7 separate regions of the Homo sapiens genome follow, and regions 2, 3, 4, 5, 6 and 7 are each linked to region 1. A link is a contact called in ENCODE Hi-C or POLR2A ChIA-PET data. All regions are on one chromosome and are shown on one strand. Each heading gives the region's core, a stretch centred on a gene start or an enhancer-like site at or near the end of the contact. The rest is flanking DNA. Distances are from core to core; before and after follow the strand shown. Region 1 holds the start of MICOS13 (mitochondrial contact site and cristae organizing system subunit 13). Region 2 holds the start of EEF2 (eukaryotic translation elongation factor 2). Region 3 holds the start of PIAS4 (protein inhibitor of activated STAT 4). Region 4 holds the start of ZBTB7A (zinc finger and BTB domain containing 7A). Region 5 holds the start of YJU2 (YJU2 splicing factor homolog). Region 6 holds the start of MPND (MPN domain containing). Region 7 holds the start of CHAF1A (chromatin assembly factor 1 subunit A).

Region 1 (3,116 bases), core at 310-2,809:
GGAGTGCAGTGGTGCAACCTCGGCTCACTGCAACCTCTGCCTCCTGGGTTCAAGCAATTCTCCTGCTTCAGCCTCTCAAGCAGCAGCTGGGATTACAGGTGTGCACCACCACGCACGGTTAATTTTTGTATTTTTAGTAGAGATGGGGTTTCACCATGTTGCCCAGGCTGGTCTCGAACTCCTGACTTCAGATGATCCGCCCACCTCAGCCTCCCAAAGTGCTGGGATTACAGGCGTGAGCCACTGTGCTCGGCCTCCTTTCCCTTTTAGATCCCTAAGAGACACGTGTCGGGCAGGAAGGAGGATGGACAGAAAGGAATGGCCAGGAAGTGGGGAGAGGGGCTAGACTGGGGTGTCTCCCTCCAAGCAAAGAAACTGGGTGCCTTACCTGCATTCCAGGAGTCACGGATGGGAAAGTAAATCTTTGGAGGGGCTGGGAGCTGGGAAAAAGAGATGGGCAGAAAGAACTGGTGAAAAGGCTCAGCAGCCCATCCCCAGAGGCGGAGGGAGGAGGACAGGCCGGAGAATCAGGTCAGCATCAATATGGAGGACAACATCGTGCAGGGCTGGAGGGACCTCCCAGAGCTGACCACCCGCCAAACCCTGGCCTCGTTCCCGGCCCGTAGTACCTGGGGTATCTGCAGGCCTGTCTGCTGACACACGTACTGGCTGAACTGGTACATGGCGGGGGGGACCACCTCCCCAGCCTTCTGTAGGGCTGCCTGGCTCTTGTCGCTGGGCCCCAGCAGCTCCTGGTCGTACACCAGGTAGACGGCGCCCCCAGCCACACTTCCCTTGATGAGGAACCTGCGGGCAGGGACGGGAGGAGCAGAAGCTCAGCGGACACTGACAGCCACCCTCAGGGGCCAAGGCCCACGGGGAGAGTGAGACCCTCCTGAGGGCTCACCGTCCACAGGGTGACACTCTGTAGTGCAGCACCGTCGACCCAGACCCCTATTATATACAGCACTCGTTTTACAACGTGCAAGGCAGGGCGGCTGGACGCCACTTGAACTGATGAACTGAAACCCAGAGGGGGAGAGTGGGTCACTCAAAGTCCCACAGTGAGCAGGGGCAGTGAAGACGTAAGATCTTGACCTTCTAGAAGCCTTCCAGCCCTGGAGAAACCAAGTGTCCCTGGGCGCCTCCTGCCCGCTGTCACTCGCAGCTCCGAGCACGCATTCACTTCTCATCCACGCCAGCGGCAGGATTCACCGGCATTCCCACCTCACAGAGAAGACAACTGAGGCTCGGAGGCGGAGGCTGACACCGCGAACTGAACGCCAAGGGCTCGCTGGGAAGCAGGAGGGAGGGGATTGGCGACCTCGGGAAGCCCCGCCCCTCTGAAGCCTCAGTTTCCCTATCTGGCCCATAGGCGGGGAACGAAGGGGAAGTGACTCTAAGGGAAGCGAAGAGCAGATCGGGACCAGACTGGAGACAGGGATGCCCACAAAAATGGACTTTTTCGGGGACTCGGGTCCCCTCCGGCGCCCCCACGCACCTCATCAGCGACCACACCCGGGCCACCATGGTCGCTCGGATCCACGCGCAAGGACACTCGGCTCGCCCGCCGCTTCCTGTCGCGGCGCCGCAGAGGCCTCTGGAAGGTGTAGTCTTTCTTGCCCGACGCAAGGTCCTCTGGGAGTCGTGGTGTCTTGCGGCTCTGAGACTCCAGAGAAGGGCTGCGGTCTCGCAGCGGAGGGCCGCTGGGAAATGGACGCTTTAAGGCCCGGGCCGCCGCAAGGCTGTCTGGGAAATGTAGTCAGCACGGCGCTGTTTGCACCTGGCCGCGGAGCCTCCTGGGAAATGTAGTTCGGCCCGGCCCTGGCACCGTGAGGGGAAAGAGGCGTCAGGTGCCTGGCTGAAGCCTGAAGGTGACCCGAAAACAAGTCAGAGCCCGAGAGATCCACCCGCGCCCGCGCGGGGGACCAAGGGCCCGGATTTAAGAAGAGTGTGCCTACAAGGCGGTTGTCACGGCAACGAGAGGGCGGGATTGTTCGAGCGCTGCGGCCCCCTCACGTGATCGATTCGGAGGCGGGGCGTCCGCCCAGTGGGCGGGGCCGGGCCCCTGCTGGGAGGCGAAGACCAGGCGGGCACTGTTGCCCGGCGACGCTCCGGCGCTGGGTCCCCGAGGCCCGGCCCCTCCCCGGGAGGAGGTGGGCTTCGAGTCACGTGACCCGTGCCCTACGGGAGGGGGTGCGGTCGGGGACCCGGCAGGAGGCGGCCGAGAAGAGAGGACCGTGGGGGCGTTCGCGTGGCTCCCAGCCCGGGACCCCACCCCCGCTGGACAGTGGGGGAAACTGAGGCCTGAGCGGGTGAGTGCACGGTTTAGGGGTGCGCAGAGGGTCACACGCCCGCTTTGTTCAGAGGGGAAGCTAAGGCCCGCCGAGGTCAAGAAGGGGCCGATGCGTTCTGCAGGGCTTCCCCCCATTTCTCCCGCATTTCGGCCGGGCTGCTTCAACCGTTCATCTGCCCATCCATCCATCTGTCCCCCACCCGTCTATCCATCTGGCCATCCACCCATCTATCCTTCCATCTATCCATCCACACTTCCGTTCATCCATCTGTCCGCCCATCCATTCATCCATCTGCTCCCCCCATCCTTCCACTCATCCATCTGTCCACCCATCCATCTATTTATCTGGCCACCCACTCATCTATCCGTCCATCCATCCATCCATCCATCCATCCATCCATGCATCCGTCCGTCCATCCATCCATCCATCCATCCATCCATTTATGTGTTCCCATTTATCCATTCATACATCCATCCACTCATCCATCTATCCACCCATACATCTCTCCGTCCATCATCCATCCATCCACCCATCCATCTATTCATCTGGCCATCCACCCATCCATCCTTCTATCTATGCATCCATACATGCATCTGTCCATCTATCCATTCATCCATCCACCCATCCGTCCACCCGTCAGTCCATCTGGTCCCACTTCCCCCTGCCGGGCTGCTGCAGTCAGTGTAGAGCTGGGGGTGGAAAGAGGGATGAGCAGAGGAGCTTCATGGGCTGTCCCTGGAAGGGGAAAAGGTGGAAGCTCGTTTCTTGCTGTGGGCATGCCTGGTGTGTCTGGGAAAGGTGAGGAGTTCATTATTTTGA
Region 2 (3,116 bases), core at 353-2,852, 1.7 Mb before region 1:
CTCCAGATATTGTAGGAGTGGGGGCAAGTCCCCCAGGGAGGGAGAACCACGGAGTTAAGCCCCCTCCTCAAGAAAACCTTCCAGCTCGCAGTACCCCGAATCCCTGTGCCTCTCCATCCTGTCTCGCTGGACTGAACCTCACTCATTCTCCCATGAATTAAGAAACCAGGGGAAAGAGACGTTGCCAAGTCTCTCCCCGCGCACCCTGGCCCAGTGGCCTCCAGCTGCCAGGCCAGCACCTCCCTGCCTGGGTACAGAGGGCACAGGGAGCTCACGTTGACTTGATGGTGATGCAACGCTCCTGCTCGTCCTTCCGGGTATCAGTGAAGCGTGTCTCCCCGGCCCGGGCCGAGGCGATGATGCCCGCCTTGCACACCAGGGAGTCTGTCAGCGTGGACTTGCCATGGTCCACGTGGGCGATGACAGACATGTTGCGGATGTTGGCCTTCTTGTCCATGATGGCGCGGATCTGGTCTACCGTGAAGTTCACCTGGGCAAGACAAGGAGGCTCAGACCAGCTCGTGATTTCCAGGAACACAGCATGGCACGGAGCGTTCAGTCCAAACGAACCAGCATGCCCAAGGCCAGGAGGGGGTTGGTGCTGGGGTGCCCCAAGCCCACCGAATCTTGCCAGCCTAACACCCCTTAAGAGCCACCCCGCAATCTCCAAGGAACCACCGTTAATAGGTGTCATTCATGATTGACAACCCAGAAATAAAAGTGCTCAGGAATAAAACTGAGTGTCAACAGATTTCCTTGATACCAGGTACAAATACTAAAGTCTCATTTGGGGCCAAACACGTAAGGGATGAATCCTCTCCTAAAGCCCCCTCCACGTTGTCACCGGGCCACCCAAACTTCCCCGAGCAAGAAGCTTCATCATAAAATGCAAGGTCACCCCTTGGCAAACGGGATCAGACAAGGCCACCCACCCCAGGAAATAACGGGGAGCCGGAACGGCCCTAACTGCCACAAGCCTACACCTCGTGTCTCAATAAGAGTCTTTGTACATCTGGGAGTCATAGGAAGGACAAGTGCCTAAGGTCGACGATTAACAGCATCAGGAGAAGGTATTTGGAAGGAAAAGGGGAGCCTTTCAGGTGTCGCTTTGCTCGTTCTGCCATTCCCTGCCGCCCCTAGTCCCCCGGCAGAAAATCGATCTCAAACTCGCGGCCCGCGGGTTACATAAGGCGCCTCCCTGTCTCCCCGCTTCCACCGCGGTGCCCGCCATTACTACGCCTGCCACATCATCATTCCCCACCCCCATCCCCGCTAACAACCCAGCTCCAACCAGGTCTGGGCAAGGTTATGGCGCCCTCGGAAACGGAGAAAGGGCTCGGTGAACAGCGCGGCGCACAGACATGGCGGCGGCCGCTTCCCCAGCCCCGGGTCCTCCGGCCCCGCCGCCGCTACGTCTCCTCCTGGCACGGGGGGCCCCAGCGTCCCAGGCTAGGCAGCGTAGGCCCCGCGGAGGCCCCGCCGCCGCTCCGGGGCACCAGCGAGGCAGGGTTACTCACCATGGTGGCGGATGGCGGTGGATTCTCCCAGGTAGAACCGAAAGAAGCGAGTCGCGCCGAGGATGGCGGCGACGACGGCGGAAGAGAACGCTGACGTCAACACTCAGCTTTTTATAGGCGGACGCCGGTTGGGCGGGTCATGTGACTGCGCTGCGAAGGCGGGGCGAAGGGACGCCGCGCAAGCGCACGGAGGCGTGTCCCCCCGCCCGTTAACCCATTCGGCGCCGGCGCGGCGCTCTAGAATAGAAGCTGGGCATCTCGGGGGCGGTGGTCGCCCTCGGTGTGCAGTGTTCAGGTGCACAAAGTAAAGAGCGCCGTTTTAGCTGAGAACGAGAACCATAGCAACGATATTAGCTTACAAGTTGTCCAGTACTTCTATTAAAACCAATTTACAAGGTGAATAGAGTCTGTGGATTATACCCAAGTCAATTTCCCTGTTTGGACATTGTTACGTAAGACGATACCCCTGGGAGAAGCCGAGGGAAAAAGGACACTCGCGACCACTATACTGTTTTTGCAACTCCTTACCTGTAATTATTTCTAAATAAAAACTTTATAAGAAGCAGGCATCGGAATCACTGATCCCACAAATGCATACTGAGCATCTATACACCAGGCATTGTTAGGGGTTTTGTAGATATAGCAGTGGACCAAACACCTTGCTAGCTTGACCACACTGCGTGTTCTTCTACCAGCTACTAGGATTTCTCTGTGCCTCAATTTCACCTGCTCGGAGGTGATCAATACCACCCTATTGTTTGGGGGAGAGTGAAACGAACTAAAGACATCTAAAAGAATTAGGACCGTGCCTGATACCCAACGCTCAATAAACGCTATCTATTTTAATTAGCTAAGATTGCTATTAATAAAACAGTTATTTATTTCAGGACTGGTTTGCCATGTCCCAGGCACCCGGCTAAGCGGTTTACTGGCACAATTTCATTTTCTATTTCATTTCCTCTCCAGGGGGAGGCGCAGGAAGACTGTTTAGCATTTGTGTCCTAATCTGACCCTAAGAAACAGTTGAATGTATTTCATATCTCATGAATTGGCATTCAATTGTGTAACTCTATCCCTTATGAAAAGCCCAACCCGCTGTTTAGCACATAGTAGGTACTCAGCATTTCTTGCATGAATGATGTTCTCACAGTGCAAATGAACCCCCTGCGGTACATCTTTCCTTAAACTCACTTTGTGAAACAGGAGAGCCACTGCAGTGCTTTTCCTGGGCTGGGAGAGGGGGAGGTGTGGATCCACAAAAAGCAATGCAAATTCCAGCCTGGACTCTAAAATAAACCTGTACACTCCTCCCCCTCACGAATGCTTCGGGCACTTTGCTTTACAAAGCGCTGTCTCAACCTTGGGTTTCATTTAACGGATGATTGCTCTTCCTATCACCATTTAACCCAGTGGAAAACTGAAAAGTATCTTCCGAAAGGATTGAGGCTCTGAAAGGCAGAGGGCGCGGCAGGGAGCAGATGGGAGCGCCCGGGGTCCCTAACCACCTACACCTGTACCTGTGACGCGTTTAGTTAAGTTGCAAGTCAAGCGCATGCGCCATTTGGGGCATGAGTTTTTAGCAGAGGGGTAGTCAGTTTC
Region 3 (3,116 bases), core at 446-2,945, 1.7 Mb before region 1:
GCCGAGGCCGGTGGATCACCTGAGGTCAGGAGTTCATAGACCAACCTGACCAACACAGTGAAACTCCATCTCTACTAAAAATACAAAAATCAGCTGAGCGTGGTGGTGCCCACCTGTAGTCCCAGCTACTCGGGAGGCTGAGGCAGGAGAATCACTTGAACCCGGGAGGCAGAGGATGCACTGAGCCGAAATTGCGCCACTGCACTCCAGCCTGGCGCCACTGCACTCCAGCCTGGTGACAAAGCAAGACTCCGTCTAAAAAAAAAAAAATTAGCTGGGTATGGTGGTGCATACCTGTAATCCCAGCTACTCGGGAGGCTGAGGCAGGGGAATCGCTTGAACCCAGGAGGCAGAGGTTGCAGTGAGTGGAGATCGCTCCATTGCACTCCAGCCTGGGCAACACAGCAAGGCTCTCAAAAAAAAAAAAAAAAAAGGCTGGGCATGATGGCTCATGCCTGTAATCCTAGTACTTTGGGAGGTTGAAGCGGGCAGATCACTTGAGGTCAGGGGTTGCAGAAAAGCCTGGCCAAAAAAAAAATTAGCTGGGCGTGGTGGCAGTCGCCTGTAATCCCACCTACTTGGGAGGCTGAGGCAGGAGAATCCCTTGAACCCGGGAGATGGAGGTTGCAGTGAGCTGAGATCGCGCCATTGCACTCCAGCCTGGGCAACAAGAGTAAAACTCCGTCTCGAAAATAAATAAATAAATAACAATTTGGTATTTCATCCATCATGGACTCTTTTGCACTGATTTTTTTATGTTTAAAGTGTTGGACTAGCCAGGTGTGGTGACTCGCGCCTGTAATCCCAGCACTGTGGGAGGCCCAGACAGAAGGATCATTTAAGCCCAGACATTCGAGACCACCCTGGATAACATAATGAGATCCTCGTCTCTACAAAAATAAAAATAAAAAATAAATTGCACTAAAATACTTGATTATTGAAGTTTGAAATCCACTTCTACGGGCACGAAGCCACTTAGCTCCAAAGCCAAGGAGCGCTTTGGAGAAGAGGTCCCAACTGGTGCAGATCCAAGGTTTCCCATGGGTGGGGAGGCAGGATGGGGGGGGCGCCTGCAAAGAGGTGAGGGCTGTACGATCTCCAAGGAATTTGGGAGCAGGGGTCCCGCTTTTCTCCGCCGGGCGCCCCCAGCCAGCTGGTTGCCGAGCCCACGCCCCATCTGCACACCAGGACCCGGATGTGCAGCGCGCGGGGTGTCTGGGCCCGTGGAGCCTGCACCGCGCTGCGCTGCAAGGCGCCTCACTGTACGCACTGGCGGCCGTTGCGGCGGAGCAACCATCCCCTGCCCGACGCCGCCGGGAGTCTGGAGACGCACCTGGCGGCCGCCGCGCGCAGGAAGCCACGGCACCTAGCTGCATTGTTGTCGCTGCCACCGCCCCCTCTCGCCTTCCCTCCCTAGAGGAAACCGAGCACCCGTCCCCACCTGCGCAGGGCTAGTACCACTTTAAGGAGTCAGGCGCCGCCGGGGTAGGCGTGGTCGCCGCGAGCGGGGGGGGGGGCGCTGGTGTAGGACGGACCTGATTGGCCGGAGGCCCGGGCGGTGGCCGCGCGCGCCTGCGCAGGAGGCAGCAGCGCGCACCGGCGGCGGGAGGAGCGCGCGCGGGTGCTAATTGGCCCGGGCGGCGGCCCCGCCCGCGAGTGGTGAGCGGTCACGTGACGCGACGGCTGGGGGCTCCCGGCGCGGGGGACGCTGGTGACCAAGATGGCGGCGGAGCTGGTGGAGGCCAAAGTGAGTGAGCGGTGGCGGCGCCGGCCGGGGCAAGTGGGCGAGAGGGCGGGGGCCGGGCCGCAGGTCGAGGTCTGCGCCTTCTGTCCGGGGCCCCACAGCGCGGCCGGCCCGCGGCTCGCCGTCCCGGCCCCCAGACCCCGACCCCCGGTCTCAGGGTGAGGGCGGGGGGCGGGGAGGCCGGGGGCGGGGCCCTCCTGCCTCACCCAGGTCTTCGCGCCGGGGGTCGCTCCCCCGGCTTCAGGCAGGGTCCCCCCACCCAGCCCGAGCCCTTAGGGTCCCGGTCCCTGAGCGCCAGGCCAGGGCCGCGCCTCCCGGTTGAGGCACCGTCCCGCCGGGATGCGGGACGTGTTGAGCTACTCGTTGCCCTCTTGGTTCCGAGCCGGGGTCCTTGCTTTTTGGCTGGTGTGTTGGGGGGAGTGTCTGCGCCTCCCCGCCCACAGGGCTCCCAGGACTGCTATCTGGGTCTCGTCCCCGCCCAACAGGCCAGGCTGGGGTTTGCGAGTCTCCTGCTCGGAAGGGTCCCCCGAGTCCTGGATAGTGTCCTGCCACCGTCCAGGTGGAGGAGTCAGGGCCCTGAGACCACCCCCAAGACACGGCACGTCCTCTTGGGGTCTGGAGTTCAGGCTCGGTCTTGAGCCCCTCTTCAGCTCCTGCATTGGTCCCAGAACCCCGCCCCCTTCCCGACACCGTCTCTCACACGCCGGAGTGGGCGCTTGGGGGAAGGCTGGGCCCTCCCTTTCCCTCCCCATAGGATGGAGTTCGGACCACTCTTCTTGGTCACAGACCTTCTTTATTCTCCTTTTTTTAATCTTAAATCCTGGACTGTGCTTTGGTCCTACCTCGTTCCTCTCGGGACAGAATCTGAGGCTACTGATTCTGCTTCAGGGGGCTCTAAACCTCACCTGTGCAGCATCAGATACTGTCCTCAAACCTTGGCTGCTTCTCCTATTTTCTGCTCTTGAGCGAGTCTACTTCTTAGGTCAGACACCCACCCTCCCCCTACACAGCCCCCAGAACTTTTATGCACCCCAACTTTGGTTTCTAAGGTCCCCTCTCTTTCTGCCTATTCTCTTTTGTTGATCTCTGGAGGGTCCCCACTGGGTCCAAGGCTGGCCTCTTTAGAACAACTGTTGCTGCTGCTCTATTATACTTTGGGTCCTGTCCAGGTCCCATGTCCCATAGATACCATCTCCTAGCTTGGAACCACTTTTAATCATCCTGGGATTGAGCTCAGAGTATCCCCATTCCAGGGGATGTACCTTCTTGTAGGTGCCTACCTAGAGCTGAGGGTCTAAAACCCTTAGAAGTGCCCGCAAGGCCACGGCTTCCGGGGAGGTTAGGGGACCTCTCCCTCCCCCATCCCCTTTCA
Region 4 (3,116 bases), core at 449-2,948, 1.6 Mb before region 1:
TTTGGGGGCGCGGACGGCGGGGACTGGGGTGCTCTCTCCGCCCCCTCCCGCGGGTCGGAGCCGGACGGCCGTCCGGGCAGGGCGAGGGGCCAGGCCAGGCCCCCCACCCGGGGCTGAGTCAGGCCCGGGCGGGGGCAGGAAGCGGCCCCCTCCCCCGCCCCGGCCGCAGCGCGCGGCCCCCGCCCGGCCCGCGGTCCCCCGCCGCCTCGCCCGCGCGGGGGGCTCCTACCTCCTTCCCGGGGCAGCGGCGAGGGGGCCCGGCCCCGGCGGCGGCGGTGGCGGCGGCTGCGGCTGGGCTGGCTCCCTCCGAGGGGCCGGGAGGCGGCAGTGAGCCTGGCCCCGCGCCACCCCCCGCCGCCGGCGGCCAATCCCCACCCGGGCTGGGGGGAGGGCGATGCAAATTACCCCGGATCTGGGTCCGCCCGCCCGCCTCCCCCACGCCCGGGCCCGGCCTGCGCTAGGCCGCGCATCCCCGGGCTCGCCTGCACCGCGCGGCCGCCCGGGCCGCCGCCCTCCCCGGGGAGCGCGGGGAGGGTGACCCCCCCCCCACGGGCGGGGGGCCGAGGGGAGGGGGGCTGGGGACGGTTACACAACCAGGCGGGGAGGGGCCCCGGGGCGGGGAGGGGGCCGGCCCGCGGGCCGCGCAGCCGGAAGCCGGGACCGCCACCGGCCCCCGGCGAGGGGAGCCCGGCTCCAGGCCCCGCCCCCTGGCGGGCTGGCCCCGCCCCCGCGCCGCGCCGCGCGATCGGCCCGCGCCCATTGGCTCTCCGGCCCGCCGCTCACCGCCCCTCCTCCGCACCGCCCCTACCCGCAGGCCGCGGCGGGCTGTCGGCGCGGGGCACCCTGGGACTTGTAGTCCAAGCCGCTTGCCACCTGCCGGCTGCAAACGGCGGAGGGACTACGAAGCCCAGAGGTCCCTGCGGCCCTGCCCGCCCACCCGGACACCCCACCCCTTCCCCCTCCTTTCCGAAGCCCCCCTCCCTGTTTTTTCAGCCCCCTCCCCCCCATCCCCCATGGAGCTCAATCCTGGCCAACTCCAACGTATGCACGCAGCACCGAATAGGCCCCCGGGGGGCGAGAGCGCCCCTCGTCTTCAGCTGGAAACTTAGCAGGCGACGCGCCCCCCTATCTCCCCACGCCGGCTCCCCCCACCCTCAATGCAGCCCTGCTTCCCCTCCCCCGCTCCCCGCGCGCCTGGGAGCCCCGAAAAGCCATGCACCCGGGTTGGGGGGGGCTGGCGCACAAGCTCATGCACTTAGCCCCCAATCCCCCCTTCCCGGGCGGCGCCCCCTCCCCGCGCTCGGGATCCAGGGCGCCTCCAGCCTCCGGGCAGCTGCCAACCACCCCTTCCTCTGAAACTTGGGGGAACGTCCCCGGCTCCCCGGATCTCCCCTTCCCGAGGGGGCAGCGGTGGCCGCAGCGACCCCCGCCCGTCCCCGCCCTGCACCCCGTGCCGGGGGCCGCGCCGGGCGCTGACTTACCTCGCGGGGCCGGGCCGGGGCGCGCGGGGCCGGGGCCCGAAGTTGGGACTGGGCTCCCTCGGCCGCTCGCCTCCGGGGTCCGCGGCGCTCGCTCTGCCCGCGTCGCGCTGCCCTGGTCGCTCCCTCGCGCGGCGGCGGCGGCGTCACTGCCCCTACAGTAACTGTACAGTACAGCCAAAGCCCCGTATGATGCTCGCGACTCCCTTCCTGGTTTCTCCGAGGGCAAGAGGGGTCCTCCCTTGTCTTAAAGGTGCCGCAGCCGCCGGCCCCCCCACGCCCAGCCCGCCCCCCCCAGCCTGGCCTCGGAGGCCAGAACAGGCTCGGCAGGTCCCCTCTTGCCACGTCTCTGCCCTCCCGTGGGGCTTCGCCCGCTGCGCCGGGGAGACCGGGCTGTTATTAGGTTTTGTCAAGTCGGGGGGGGGGGTCCGGCCCGCCCCGGCGCGCCCCCCCGCCTCTGACCTCTCCGCCCCGCCGCGCGGCGCCGTGCCAGCTTGCCAGCTTATCTGGCCCCAGAGCTCCCCGGGGCGCGGGGGGAGCGGGCCCCCCGGGGTGGAGGGGGGGTGGGGGCCTCCAGATAAACAGGCCCCCAGCCTCTGCGCAGGGGCGGGGTGCGGGGGGGCGCGGGCTGTGCCCCCGACGCCCGGGGCGTGGCAGGATGGCAGCGGGGGCGGGGAGCGCGGTGCGCACAGCGAGGAGCGACGCGGGCGTGTGGGTCGCGCGGCCTGGGCTGCCGGGGGTGGGTTGGGGGTGAGGCGGTGGGGATCCCCCCGCAAGGCCAGGCCCTGGGCCTCCCCGGGCCTCAGTGGGACTTGCCGCGCCAGGGACCCCGGGGGGTGGCCTTGCCAAGGACAGCCCGGGTCCGCGGGGCTCCCGGGTCCCTAAATGAAACCACCAACCTGCCCTCCCGCGATTATATAAAGGAGTCGCCTCCACCCCGCTGCGCTAGGGGCGTCAGCGGGGGAAGGGGTTGGCGAGGGGCGGGGAGGGCGGTTGTTTTCCCGGCTTCGCGAGTTCCCCCACCCGGCTGCGGGCCGCGGGGCGGGACGGGGACCGGGCCCTGGACGCCTGGTCCGCGCGGGCCGCTCCTTGGCACAAGGGGGTCTGCATGGCTCGCGAGGGGCGGAGGTGGGGAGTGGGGAGGCGTTGGTTCAGCGCGACTTTTTTTTTTCCCCTGTCCGTTTCTCCCACTTCCTCCCCGGTCGTGGGAGAGGTCCGGCGGGGGACAGGGAAGGGGGAGCAGGGCACGAGTGGTGAGAACGTCCTGGCCCGGCCCGGGGAGGGCTGGCTGGTGCGACCGCGCGCCTGGGGGGGGGGGGGAGGGCTCCAGGACTCAGTTTCCCCTTCCTCATTCCTCCAGACAGAGAGAGTACTGACAGCTGCTTTAGCTGCCGTTTAGTGAGCGCTTATCCAGTGGGTGACCCTGTTCCGGGGCTCACTGTGCCTTCATTCTAACACCTAATCCCAGGGTCATTATTATGTTTTATTATTATCTGGCATTCTTAGTACCAACACCACCTGACAGCGGGAACCACCACCGGCCTGGGTGTAGTGTACCCAGCCTGTCCTCTGACTTCAAAGCCTCTCCTGCGAGAGACACAGTTTATGGCTTCTTCGCACAATTTATTAAAAGCGCCT
Region 5 (3,116 bases), core at 288-2,787, 1.4 Mb before region 1:
TTTTGTATTTTTAGTAGAGATGGGGTTCCACCATGGTGGCCATGGTGACCAGGCTGGTCTCGAACTCCTGACCTCAGGTGATCCACCCTCCTTGGCCTCCCAAAGTGCTGGGATTACAGGCATGAGCCACCGCGCCTGGCGACTATAACGATCTTAAAAGCATACATTGCTATGCAATATCAGGACATCTGGACCTTCCATTGTTGTAGTAGTGTGTCCTCCTAGGCATTTGTAAGACGTTTTCTCAATTGTAAACATCTTATGACCCTGGCTCGTGACTGGCAGCGAATGTGCCTTGTTAATTTTAAGATGGAGTTGATTTTTGGCCAGGTGCAGTGGCTCATGCCTGTAATCCCAGCACTTTGGGAGGCAGAGGCGAGCAGATCACCTGAGGTCAGGAGTTCGAGACCTGCCTGGCCAAAATGGTGAAACCCCATCTCTACTAAAACTACAAAAATTAGGCAGGTGTGGTGGTGCGTGCCTGTAATCCCAGCTACTCGGGAGGTTGAGACAGGAGAATCACTTGAATCCTGAGGTGGAGGTTGCAGTGAGCCAAGATCGCACCACTGGAGGCAGAGGTTGCAGTGAGCCAAGATCGCACCACTGCCCGTCAGCCTGGGCAACAGAGCAAGACTCCTCAAAAGATAAATAAATAAACAAACAATTGCCACAGCAACATCAAGAAGTTACCCTATATGGTCTAAAAAAGGGAGGTATGAATAATCCACCCCTTGTTTAGCATATCATCAATAAATCACCATAAACATGGGCAACCACCAGCCCTTGGGGCTGCTTTGTCTGTGAAGTAGCCATTCTTTTATTCATCTACTTTCTAAATAAACTTGTTTTTGCTTTGCACTGTGGACTCGCCCTGAATTCCTTCTTGCACGAGATCCAAGAACCCTCTCCTGGGGTCTGGATCCGGACCCCTTTCCTGGAACAATCTGACACAGAGGAAACGTCCATGAAAGGTGGGGAGGAGGCTGGGGAAGGAGGCTGGGGAAGGAATGGGATGGGAAGTCCTCGTTAAGGGGAAGGCACAGGTGGGCAATGGAGGGACATTTGGGAGACACTGCGTATGTTTAGGAAGTTGGTTTGGAGCCTGATCTTTAAGTCAATGTCTGTGACTCAAGAGTCGTCCAGGGTCCTCTTAAGTCACCCTATGTGTGGCCCCAACCCCATGTGAGAGTTGCGGGCCCAGGAACGATGTGTGGATTCCCAGAGCCCAGAATACAAGGCAGGCGCATAATACATATTTGCTGAATAAAAGAATGAAGAACAAGAGGTCACGTTACAAAATTTTAACGAGCCGCTGCCCGCTTCTAGGGGGCGCAGCGCACTATACAAAATTCTCCAATTCCACATGGCTCCCGGAATCCTTATTTCGCGCTACTCAGGTTGCAACTCCGGAGGGAAGACGCTGGGACTTCCAGCTTGATAGGCGGGGATTGGAACCAATGAAAGAGGTCTGCTGTGTATGCTGCAGCCAATAATAGCGGCCGAAGGAAGTGACGTTTGCGGAAGTAAGGCTTCCGTCGGAAAAGCTCGATAATTACCCAGCCTAACCATTTCTCAGGTGCTTGCGAGGTGATCAGAAGGCAAAGATGTCGGAGCGAAAAGTATTAAACGTAAGTGTTGGGCGACTGGGGCTTTTCAATCGGAGCAGGACATCCCGGAACTCCGGGAGAGGGAGGAGCTTCCTGAGATCTCTTCTTTGGAACCCTTCTTTCCCAGCGGCCTTCCGCGAGATGGGGCTTCCCAGACTCCTCCCTAGACTCCTCCCCATCGCCTTCCGTCGGGGGGGTGGGCCTTCGCTAAGTCTCCCTTCTGGGCTGGGGTGTAGTTAGTCACCTGCGGGGCGTGGCTTGGGCTTTTACCCAATCACCACCAGATAGGGTTTTTTTTCTGGGGGCGGGGCTTCCTTAAATGCTGGCGGCCGTGTTTTGCCCTCTTCTTGAGGGGCGTGGCTCTGAGAAGCCCCGCCCCACTTGGGGACTGTAACCAATCGTGTACTTTGGGTGGGGTGGGGTGGGGTGGCGCGTGTGTGTGTGTGTGTGTGTGTGTGTGTGTGTGTGTGTGTGTGTGTGTGTGTGTGTGTGTGTGTGTGTGTGTGTGTGTGTGTGTGTGTGTGTGTGTGTGTGTGTGTGTGTGTGTGTTTTGTTTTTTTTACTGGGGTCTGGTCATGCAGATAACCTCTGCCTTACAGTGGCCAAGATTTTACTGGGGTCTGGTCATGCAGATAACCTCTGCCTGACAGTGGCCAAGATTCCAGACTCCCAGAAGAAAAGCAGAGGTTCAGTATAAACTATACTGTTGGCACACTTCTGTTTTTTGGTTTTTTGAGATGGAGTTTTGCGCTTGCTTCCCAGGCTGGAGTGCAGTGGCACGTTCTTGGCTCACTGCAGCTTCTGCCTCCTGGGTTCAAGCGATTCTCCTGCCTCAGCCTCCTGAGTAGCTGGGACTGCAGGCGCCCGCCACCATGCCTGGTTAATTTTTTTTGTATTTTAGTAGAGATGAGATTTCACCATGTTGCCCAGGGTGGTTTTGAACTCTTGATCTCAGGCATTCCACCCACCTCATACTCCCAAAGTGCTGGAATTACAGGCGTGAGCCACCGCGCCCGGCCCCACGCAGGTCTTTCTAGGAGAGCAGTCTCAGGCTTGCTGTAGGAACTCCTGGGAAACAGGAGCCCTGGGATACAAAGGGAGTGTGAGTATGGATTATGACAGATACCTCCACTGCACCACTGGAAAATAAAGCACTTTGTGTTTGGAGCACCTACTGGGTGCCAGACACTGCAAAGAGCACTTTATCCCCCTTGCCTCAAGGAATGCGTGCAAAGACTCTTGGAGACAGAGGACAGTGTGCGCATTTCACAGAGGAGTAAACTGAGCCCTGCAGGTTTCAGCTCCTCAGGATTCAGATCCAGGGAGATGACTCTGTAGGAAACGGATGTAGTATCGTGATTGGGAGGCTGAGCTAACAGAGTCCTGGTTTACCCTCTACAGAATTGCTGGGGAGTTGGGACTCCTCGGGGAACTCGGTCTCCTGCCTGAACAACAGAAGTGCTAAGCAAAGCTTAACCTCTACAAAGGGCAGGGCATGATGGCTCACGT
Region 6 (3,116 bases), core at 406-2,905, 1.3 Mb before region 1:
CCAGCTAATTGGGAGGCTGAGGCAGGAGAATCGCTTGAACCTGGTAGGCAGAGGTTGTAGCGAGCCAAGATCTTGCCACTACACTCCGGCCTGGGTGACAGAGCGAGACTCCGTCTCAAAAAAAAAAAAAAAAAAAAAAAAAAAAAAAGAAAAAAGAAAAGAAAAGAAAACAAAATAATAATATGGGAGGGAGGTGGTAATAGGTGCATTTTAGAAAGAGCCCTCTGGGGCAATGGTGGAAGACCGACAGGGTGGGGCATGAGTTTGGAGGCCTGAGACTCACTGCGATGGCCAGGATTTGGGTGCAAGAGGCTGGAGGTGTGGCTCAGGGTTTTGGAAGGCAGGGGACGGAAAAAAAGCCAAAGAGAAAGTGCGTAAGGAGTTGGGGAAATAAACTGAGGCCGGTTTGGGCTATGCTGAGTCTGCAGGCCTTGGGGATGCCCGTTGTTGGCTGGACAGTCAGGGTGGGGCCCCTAAAGGGTGCCTGGGCTGGACAACAATAGTTCACATGTACCCAGCTCTTGCTCTATGTCAAGTCTTCTTCCTGAGAACATTCCCGAGCACCCTGGAGAGCCTCCCCCGCACCCCTACTGTCCAGTTCCCACTTCCCGACTGCGGTCTGGGCAAAGCCACCCGCACTTGAGCCCATCCCACGGCGTCCCGGAGCTTTAGGAAGTCCCCATCCCGGACTTTCAACCCTGCCAGGGACTGAGGGAAATCCCAGAGCCTGGGCTCCGGGACGAAGGTCCCAGGACAGGGTCGGGGATGTAGTTGCAGAAACAGGGTAGGGGACAAAGGCCGGGGCTGCACTGATCAGGCGCGCAACGAGCCCGGCCCTGCCTCCTGCTCCGCCCAAGGGTATGGAGGGCCGGACTCGGCTGGCCTTATACCCGGAGCTGATTGGCTGGTGAGTCCAGTCCCTGCCTCTGATGGTTTGCGCTCATAACTAAGGGTTTCTACTGATTGGTTTACATGGACGTCTGCCCATTGGTCAAATCCGAGTTGGTGTAATCAGATAGTTGACACGGATTGGTTGGTGCGGGAATCCAGTAGCTTGCTATCGATTGGTTGAGGGTGAAATAAATGGGACTCTTATCATTGGCTGGCGGGCTCCGCAACGGTCCAATCATGGAATCAGTCGAGGGCCGCCCGGGAGGGTGGGAGTTAATTCTTTAGCGACTGAGGCCGGCTTGGGCTCTTTGGCTCCACCTGTGTCTGCGCGAGGCTGTTCCCTATTGGAGTCCGCATTGTTCCCCTGGACCTGAGTTTCTCCCCTGGTCCTAAAGGCCGAGGCCTCTGAGTTCCTCAAGTGCGGTGACCGCAGGTCTCACCTTCTCCTCTCCTTGCAGCAGGCTGAGCCACTCGCGCACCCGCCCCAGGCTTCCACCTTGCAACCTCTATCCCTGGACAGCGAGGCCTCAGTTTCCCCATTCGCACCAATGAGCTCCCGGTCAACACCCCGTCACGCCTCAGTTTCCCGAATGTTCCCAGAGGGCTGAGTTCCCGATCTCTCTCCCGCGTGGGCATCCCCGAGGCCTCAGTTTCTCCGCCCACCCCAGCGCGCCGAGCCCTTCCCCCGACCCCGGCGACGGCCAATGGTTGGGGCGCCCCTCCCCTCCCCGGGGCGGGGCCGCGTGACGTGCCGGGAAGCCGGAGTCTAGAGCTCCGGGCGCGGGGAGGCGCGGCCATGGCAGGTACGGCGGGCCCAGCGGGGCGGAGGCGCGGGGCGCGGGGCTGCAGGGGCGCGGGGCTGCAGAGCCGTGGGGCGAGCGGCCTCCCTGCAGCCTCTCGCTGTCCGCAGCTCCGGAGCCGCTGTCCCCGGCGGGCGGTGCGGGCGAGGAGGCGCCGGAGGAGGACGAGGACGAAGCGGAGGCCGAGGACCCTGAGCGGCCGAATGCGGGAGCGGGCGGTGGACGCAGTGGCGGCGGCGGCAGTAGCGTCAGCGGAGGAGGCGGCGGCGGCGGGGCCGGGGCGGGGGGCTGCGGCGGGCCCGGGGGCGCGCTCACCAGGCGCGCGGTCACACTGCGGGTGCTCCTCAAAGACGCGCTGCTGGAGCCTGGCGCCGGGGTGCTGTCCATCTACTACCTGGTGAGCACCCCGCCTCCCTCGTCCCATCGCGGCTCGGGCAGGAAGGGGAAACTGAGGCCTGGAGTTCCCTTGCTGCAGGACAAGCTTCAGTGTAGGGAGGGGACACTGAGGCCCGGAGCTCCCTTGCTGAGAGACGAGCCCCGGTGTGGCGAGGGGAAACTGAGGCCCGGGGCTCCGTTGACTGCAGGAAGAGCTCCAGTGTGAGGAGGGGAAACTGAGGCTCGGAGCTCTCTTGGCTGCAGGAAGAGCCCCGACATGAAGAGGGGAGACTGAGGCCCGGAGCTCCCTTGGCGGCAGGAAGAGCCCCGGTGTGAGGAAGGGAGACTGAGGCCTGGAGAGCTCCCTTGCTTTAGGACAAGCCCCAGTGTGGGGAGGGGAAACTGAGGCCCAGAGCTCCTTTCCTGCAGGAGGAGCTCCCGTGGAGGGGACACTGAGGCCCGGAGCTCTTTTTACGGGACAAGCCCCATGTGGAGAGAGGAATCTGAGGCACAGATGGGTCCTTCTGGTGGGGAGGACGTAGATTACCAAACACCCCATCCCACAAAGGAGAAGCTGAGGCTCAGAGAGGAGCCACCACCCGCGCAGGGTCAGATGGGCAACACCCCGGCCTTCCTGTGGTTTCCCAGCCGTGAAATGGAATATTTCCCCACCATGGGAAAATTAGGGGATGGTTAAATGAATAAAGCCCTCAGCAGGCGCCTGCCACATGGTAAGCACTTTATCTGTGGTAGGTATTAGTACTTTTTTTTTTTTTTTTTTTTTGAGACAGAGTCTCGCTTTTTTGCCCAGGCTGGAATGCAGTTGCTCGATCTCGGCTCACTGCAACCTCTGCCTCCCGGTTCAAGCGATTTTCTGCCTCAGCCTCCCGAGTAGCTGGGACTACAGGTATGCGCCACCACGCCTGGCTAATTTTTTTTTTTTGCAGTTTTAGTAGAGACGGGGTTTCACTATATTGGCCAGGCTGGTCTTGAACTCCTGACCTCGTGGTCCGCCTGCCTCAGCTCCCAAAGTGCTGGGATTATAGGCGT
Region 7 (3,116 bases), core at 458-2,957, 1.3 Mb before region 1:
TTGAGACGGAGTCTTGCTTTGTCTCCCAGGCTGGAGTGCAGTGGCGTGATCTCGGCTCACTGCAACCTCCGCCTCCCGGGTTCAAGCGATTCTCCTGCCTCAGCCTCCCAAGTAGCTGAGATTACAGGCGCGCACCACCATGCTAGGCTAATTTTTGTATTTTTAGTAGAGACAGTGTTTCGCCATGTTGGCCAGGCTGGTCTCGAACTCCTGACCTCAGGTGATCCAACCCCCAACCCCCCCACCAAATCCAGCCTCCCAAAGTACTGGTCTCACAGGTATGAGCCACCGTGCCCGGCCACCTCTCTTCCTCTCTCTCTCTGTCCTGTGTTCATCCATTCAGTTGCCCACGTGACACATCTAGACATCTAGGTCTGTCTTCATGCCTTGACCATACTTTCCACCAGTCCTCCCCTCCAATTCTTCCTTGTCATGGCAGCCAGAAAGATGCTTCTAGAATGCAATTCAGGGCCAGGGGCGGTGGCTCACGCCTGTAATCCCAGCACTTTGGGAGGCCTAGGTGGGCGGATCACGAGGTCAGGAGATTGAGACCATCCTGGCTAACACGGTGAAACCCTGTCTCTACTAAAAAATAGAAAAAATTAGCCGGACGTGGTGGCGGGCGCCTGTGGTCCCAGCTACTAGGGACTCCGTCTCAAGAAAAAAGAAAGAAAGAAAGGAAGGAAGGAAGGAAGGAAGGAAGGAAGGAAGGAAGAAAGAAAGAAAGAAAACCTGTTTCTACACTCACAGGCTGACACTGAAGTTCTCTGTTTTGTGTGAGGCTTTTAATCTGCTTGATCTACACAGTTCAATCAAATATTTATACATTCACTCAAACATTTATTGACCTGGTAAATATGATCAGTTACTAACAGGTCCTGGGGTTCCAGTGAGGAATGAGTCCTACCCTCGCCAGAACTAATGACAAAAGGCAGAAATTAATTCATTAGTCAAATAACAAACTAATAAATAGACACAGCTGTAATTGCTTTAAGGAAAAGAACAGTGTTGTAGGCACTTGATATTGTCAGGGTTGGGGAAGAAAAGGCTTCCTGGGGTGACGATCTAAGATCTGAAAAGTATAAATTAGCCAGGAAAAGAGCTGCGAAAAGATTGTTCTAGGCAGAGAAAACAGCATGTGCCAATTTCCTGAGGATTAAACCAGAAACGATCCATTTCGTCCATTTCGTTCACTCATTCTACATGTTATTTACTGAATGTCAAATACTTCCGAAGCGCTCCCCAGACTTCGTTTTATTGTTCTTGTAGAAAGCAATTTATAATTTTAATTGCTGTTGCTATATTTAGCCGATGTCCCATTAGGATAAACTCAAAACTCCAGGTTCCTCATCTAAATCCCACTTTCAAGTTGTCATCTGCGCCTTGCGTAAAATGTTCTGGTGACGTAAGAGCCTGGGCCTCCCTCCTCTTAGGGACTATCCCACGCGATCAGCCAGTCGCAGCGCAGAGCAATGAGCTTGACACCTCCTTCCTCCAATCGCAGGGCAGCTCCTCCCAGCCAATGACAGGCCTCCGAGGGGAAGCCCAGTCCCTCGCGGATATGTCAATGGGCGAGCCCTGGGAGGAATGGAAGTCACGGATCTCGCGAGGATGCCCCCGGCGCCCCTCAATTCCCGAGGCGGGCCGTCACGTGACCCGGGCTCGCCCAATTGGCGCGCGGACTGCGGGGGTCGCCGCGGTTCCCGCCAAATACGAGCGCGGCGGCCGCGGCGGCAGCAGCGGCGCGGGCGGGAGGGCGAAGAGCAGCGGCCGCCTGAGGGGAGCCCGCGCCTCCGCCGCCTGAGAGGAGGTCGAGCTGCCGCCGGGGCGATGCTGGAGGAGCTGGAGTGCGGGGCGCCCGGCGCCAGGGGAGCCGCCACAGGTCGGTTCGGGCCCGCGCCGAGGGGAAGGGGGGGCGCGGCGCGCGGCCTGGACGGGCCGAGGCGGCGATGGGAGGCGGACGGGCCTCCGGGCGCCAAGCCTGGTCCTGCGGGCCGGGCGTTCACCCCCTGGGGCCTTCTCATCCCCAGCGAGGGCCTGGCGTCCCCAAGGGCACCCTTGTTGACGTTATTGTTGTAGCCGCGACCATATTGTTTGTTTCCGGCGCTTTTGCGTCAGTTCGTCCCTCCAGGACTCTCTGGGGCGGTGGGTCGGAGGGGCCGAGAGGGGAAACTGAGGCCCAGGGAAGCGAAAGGGCTTGCCCTGCAGGTTACTGGATGCGTTTGTGTCCCTTGACCATGTTGGACCTTGCAGCGGGTGGGGAAACTGAGGCCCAAGGTCGCACGGGCTCGGGGACCAGTACCGATGCCGCTGAGGGTCGGGGTAAGCCCGGGTAAGAAGAGGCCCAGATGGTAGAGATGGCCAGGAGGGTGGGACTCCCGAGTTCTTGCTCCTTCCTGATATGCACCGTGACTTCCTCCTCCGTGTGCCTTGGAATGGGGTCTTTGGAGCCCACCACAGGCCTCCTGAAACGTGGGAGGGTGAACCAAGGAAGACCAGACTGTCCCTCTCCCTTGCTGGACTCTGCATTACATAACGCTTTGGCAGCACTTGGCATTACGCTTTGGCACATAGTAGGTGCTCAGTAAATAACGTGAACGAATGAAGGGCTAGAATGGACGCCAGTCCAGTTTCTCAGCCTCAGCAGTGTTGATATTTGTTGCCGTCCTGGGCACGGCACTGCAGGGTGTTAAGCATCATCCCTGGCCTCCGCCTTTTGCAGGCCAGTAGCAGCCCCTCTCACCATGCCTTAGTAACAGCCAGAAATACCATTGCCCTGTGTCCCCTATGGGGCAGATTCCGCCTTGGCTGAAAATCATGGCTGTAGTTCCTTCTAGCCTGTGGGATTTCCCGGAGACATAAAATTAATATAAAGTTGGTACTGTCGTGGAGCTGTGATGTTTTAAGTCAGGATGTTTAACTTTATTTATTTATTTATTTTGAGACTGAGTCTTGCTCTGTTGCCCAACCTCTGCCTCTCTGGTTCAAGCGATTCTTCTGCCTCAGCCTCCCAAGTAGCTGGGATTACAGGCCTGCACCACCATGCCTGGCTAATTTTTGTATTTTTTAGTAGAGACGGGGTTTCACCATGTTGGGCAGGCTGGTCTCGAACTTCT

The links. A loop is a pair of places that touch in the nucleus more often than their neighbours do. ChIA-PET counts read pairs that join two places held with the same protein, here RNA polymerase II (POLR2A). Pooled maps may share reads with other maps.
Region 2: a loop to region 1 is called in a pooled map, with 10 times the contacts of the local background. The contact joins the promoter of EEF2 here to the promoter of MICOS13 in region 1. A Hi-C loop is called at or near these places in 1 of 37 single-sample maps with no recorded cell type and 7 of 50 pooled maps. POLR2A ChIA-PET finds 5 or more read pairs at or near these places in 1 of 52 experiments (A673).
Region 3: a map of mesothelial cell of epicardium shows a loop between it and region 1 (32-fold over the local background). The contact joins the promoter of PIAS4 here to the promoter of MICOS13 in region 1. A Hi-C loop is called at or near these places in 1 of 168 maps with a recorded cell type or tissue (mesothelial cell of epicardium), 1 of 37 single-sample maps with no recorded cell type and 5 of 50 pooled maps. POLR2A ChIA-PET finds 5 or more read pairs at or near these places in 1 of 52 experiments (A673).
Region 4: a pooled map shows a loop between it and region 1 (9-fold over the local background). The contact joins the promoter of ZBTB7A here to the promoter of MICOS13 in region 1. A Hi-C loop is called at or near these places in 1 of 168 maps with a recorded cell type or tissue (lower leg skin) and 6 of 50 pooled maps. POLR2A ChIA-PET finds 5 or more read pairs at or near these places in 1 of 52 experiments (naive thymus-derived CD8-positive, alpha-beta T cell).
Region 5: a loop to region 1 is called in a map of GM12878, with 3 times the contacts of the local background. The contact joins the promoter of YJU2 here to the promoter of MICOS13 in region 1. A Hi-C loop is called at or near these places in 2 of 168 maps with a recorded cell type or tissue (GM12878 and naive thymus-derived CD4-positive, alpha-beta T cell), 3 of 37 single-sample maps with no recorded cell type and 13 of 50 pooled maps. POLR2A ChIA-PET finds 5 or more read pairs at or near these places in 2 of 52 experiments (B cell and PC-9).
Region 6: a loop to region 1 is called in a map of naive thymus-derived CD4-positive, alpha-beta T cell, with 12 times the contacts of the local background. The contact joins the promoter of MPND here to the promoter of MICOS13 in region 1. A Hi-C loop is called at or near these places in 1 of 168 maps with a recorded cell type or tissue (naive thymus-derived CD4-positive, alpha-beta T cell), 2 of 37 single-sample maps with no recorded cell type and 8 of 50 pooled maps. POLR2A ChIA-PET finds 5 or more read pairs at or near these places in 2 of 52 experiments (CD8-positive, alpha-beta T cell and HEK293).
Region 7: a loop to region 1 is called in a map of CD8-positive, alpha-beta T cell, with 16 times the contacts of the local background. The contact joins the promoter of CHAF1A here to the promoter of MICOS13 in region 1. A Hi-C loop is called at or near these places in 1 of 168 maps with a recorded cell type or tissue (CD8-positive, alpha-beta T cell), 6 of 37 single-sample maps with no recorded cell type and 10 of 50 pooled maps. POLR2A ChIA-PET finds 5 or more read pairs at or near these places in 1 of 52 experiments (Caco-2).

The regions. Positions count from the first base shown.
Region 1 is chr19:5,678,957-5,682,072 of GRCh38, forward strand. MICOS13 (mitochondrial contact site and cristae organizing system subunit 13) reads right to left here and starts at 1,560. Exons shown (of 4, transcript NM_205767.3): 1 at 1,502-1,560; 2 at 630-807; 3 at 389-440. The coding sequence starts at 1,530. It overlaps HSD11B1L (hydroxysteroid 11-beta dehydrogenase 1 like), which reads left to right and starts at 2,071. Exons shown (of 8, transcript NM_198706.3): 1 at 2,071-2,315. RefSeq lists enhancers at 649-788, 1,169-1,278, 1,309-1,388, 1,409-1,508, 1,519-1,988 and a silencer at 2,039-2,248.
Region 2 is chr19:3,983,861-3,986,976 of GRCh38, forward strand. EEF2 (eukaryotic translation elongation factor 2) reads right to left here and starts at 1,603. Exons shown (of 15, transcript NM_001961.4): 1 at 1,518-1,603; 2 at 276-490. The coding sequence starts at 1,520. RefSeq lists enhancers at 169-1,020, 314-533, 1,789-1,838 and a silencer at 1,399-1,508.
Region 3 is chr19:4,006,041-4,009,156 of GRCh38, forward strand. It overlaps PIAS4 (protein inhibitor of activated STAT 4), which reads left to right and starts at 1,696. Exons shown (of 11, transcript NM_015897.4): 1 at 1,696-1,747. The coding sequence starts at 1,721. RefSeq lists enhancers at 722-1,613, 1,130-1,259, 1,614-2,504 and silencers at 1,460-1,759, 1,790-1,849.
Region 4 is chr19:4,065,201-4,068,316 of GRCh38, forward strand. It overlaps ZBTB7A (zinc finger and BTB domain containing 7A), which reads right to left and starts at 1,699. Exons shown (of 3, transcript NM_015898.4): 1 at 1,482-1,699. RefSeq lists silencers at 230-999, 1,480-1,679, 1,690-1,739, 1,780-1,839, 2,050-2,159 and 2 more.
Region 5 is chr19:4,245,543-4,248,658 of GRCh38, forward strand. YJU2 (YJU2 splicing factor homolog) reads left to right here and starts at 1,538. Exons shown (of 8, transcript NM_018074.6): 1 at 1,538-1,628. The coding sequence starts at 1,605. RefSeq lists enhancers at 598-1,369, 1,128-1,267, 1,608-1,697.
Region 6 is chr19:4,341,907-4,345,022 of GRCh38, forward strand. MPND (MPN domain containing) reads left to right here and starts at 1,656. Exons shown (of 13, transcript NM_001300862.2): 1 at 1,656-1,694; 2 at 1,802-2,088. The coding sequence starts at 1,688. RefSeq lists enhancers at 568-687, 708-1,439 and a silencer at 1,508-1,797.
Region 7 is chr19:4,400,933-4,404,048 of GRCh38, forward strand. CHAF1A (chromatin assembly factor 1 subunit A) reads left to right here and starts at 1,708. Exons shown (of 15, transcript NM_005483.3): 1 at 1,708-1,882. The coding sequence starts at 1,831. RefSeq lists enhancers at 1,468-2,165, 2,166-2,861 and a silencer at 1,676-1,955.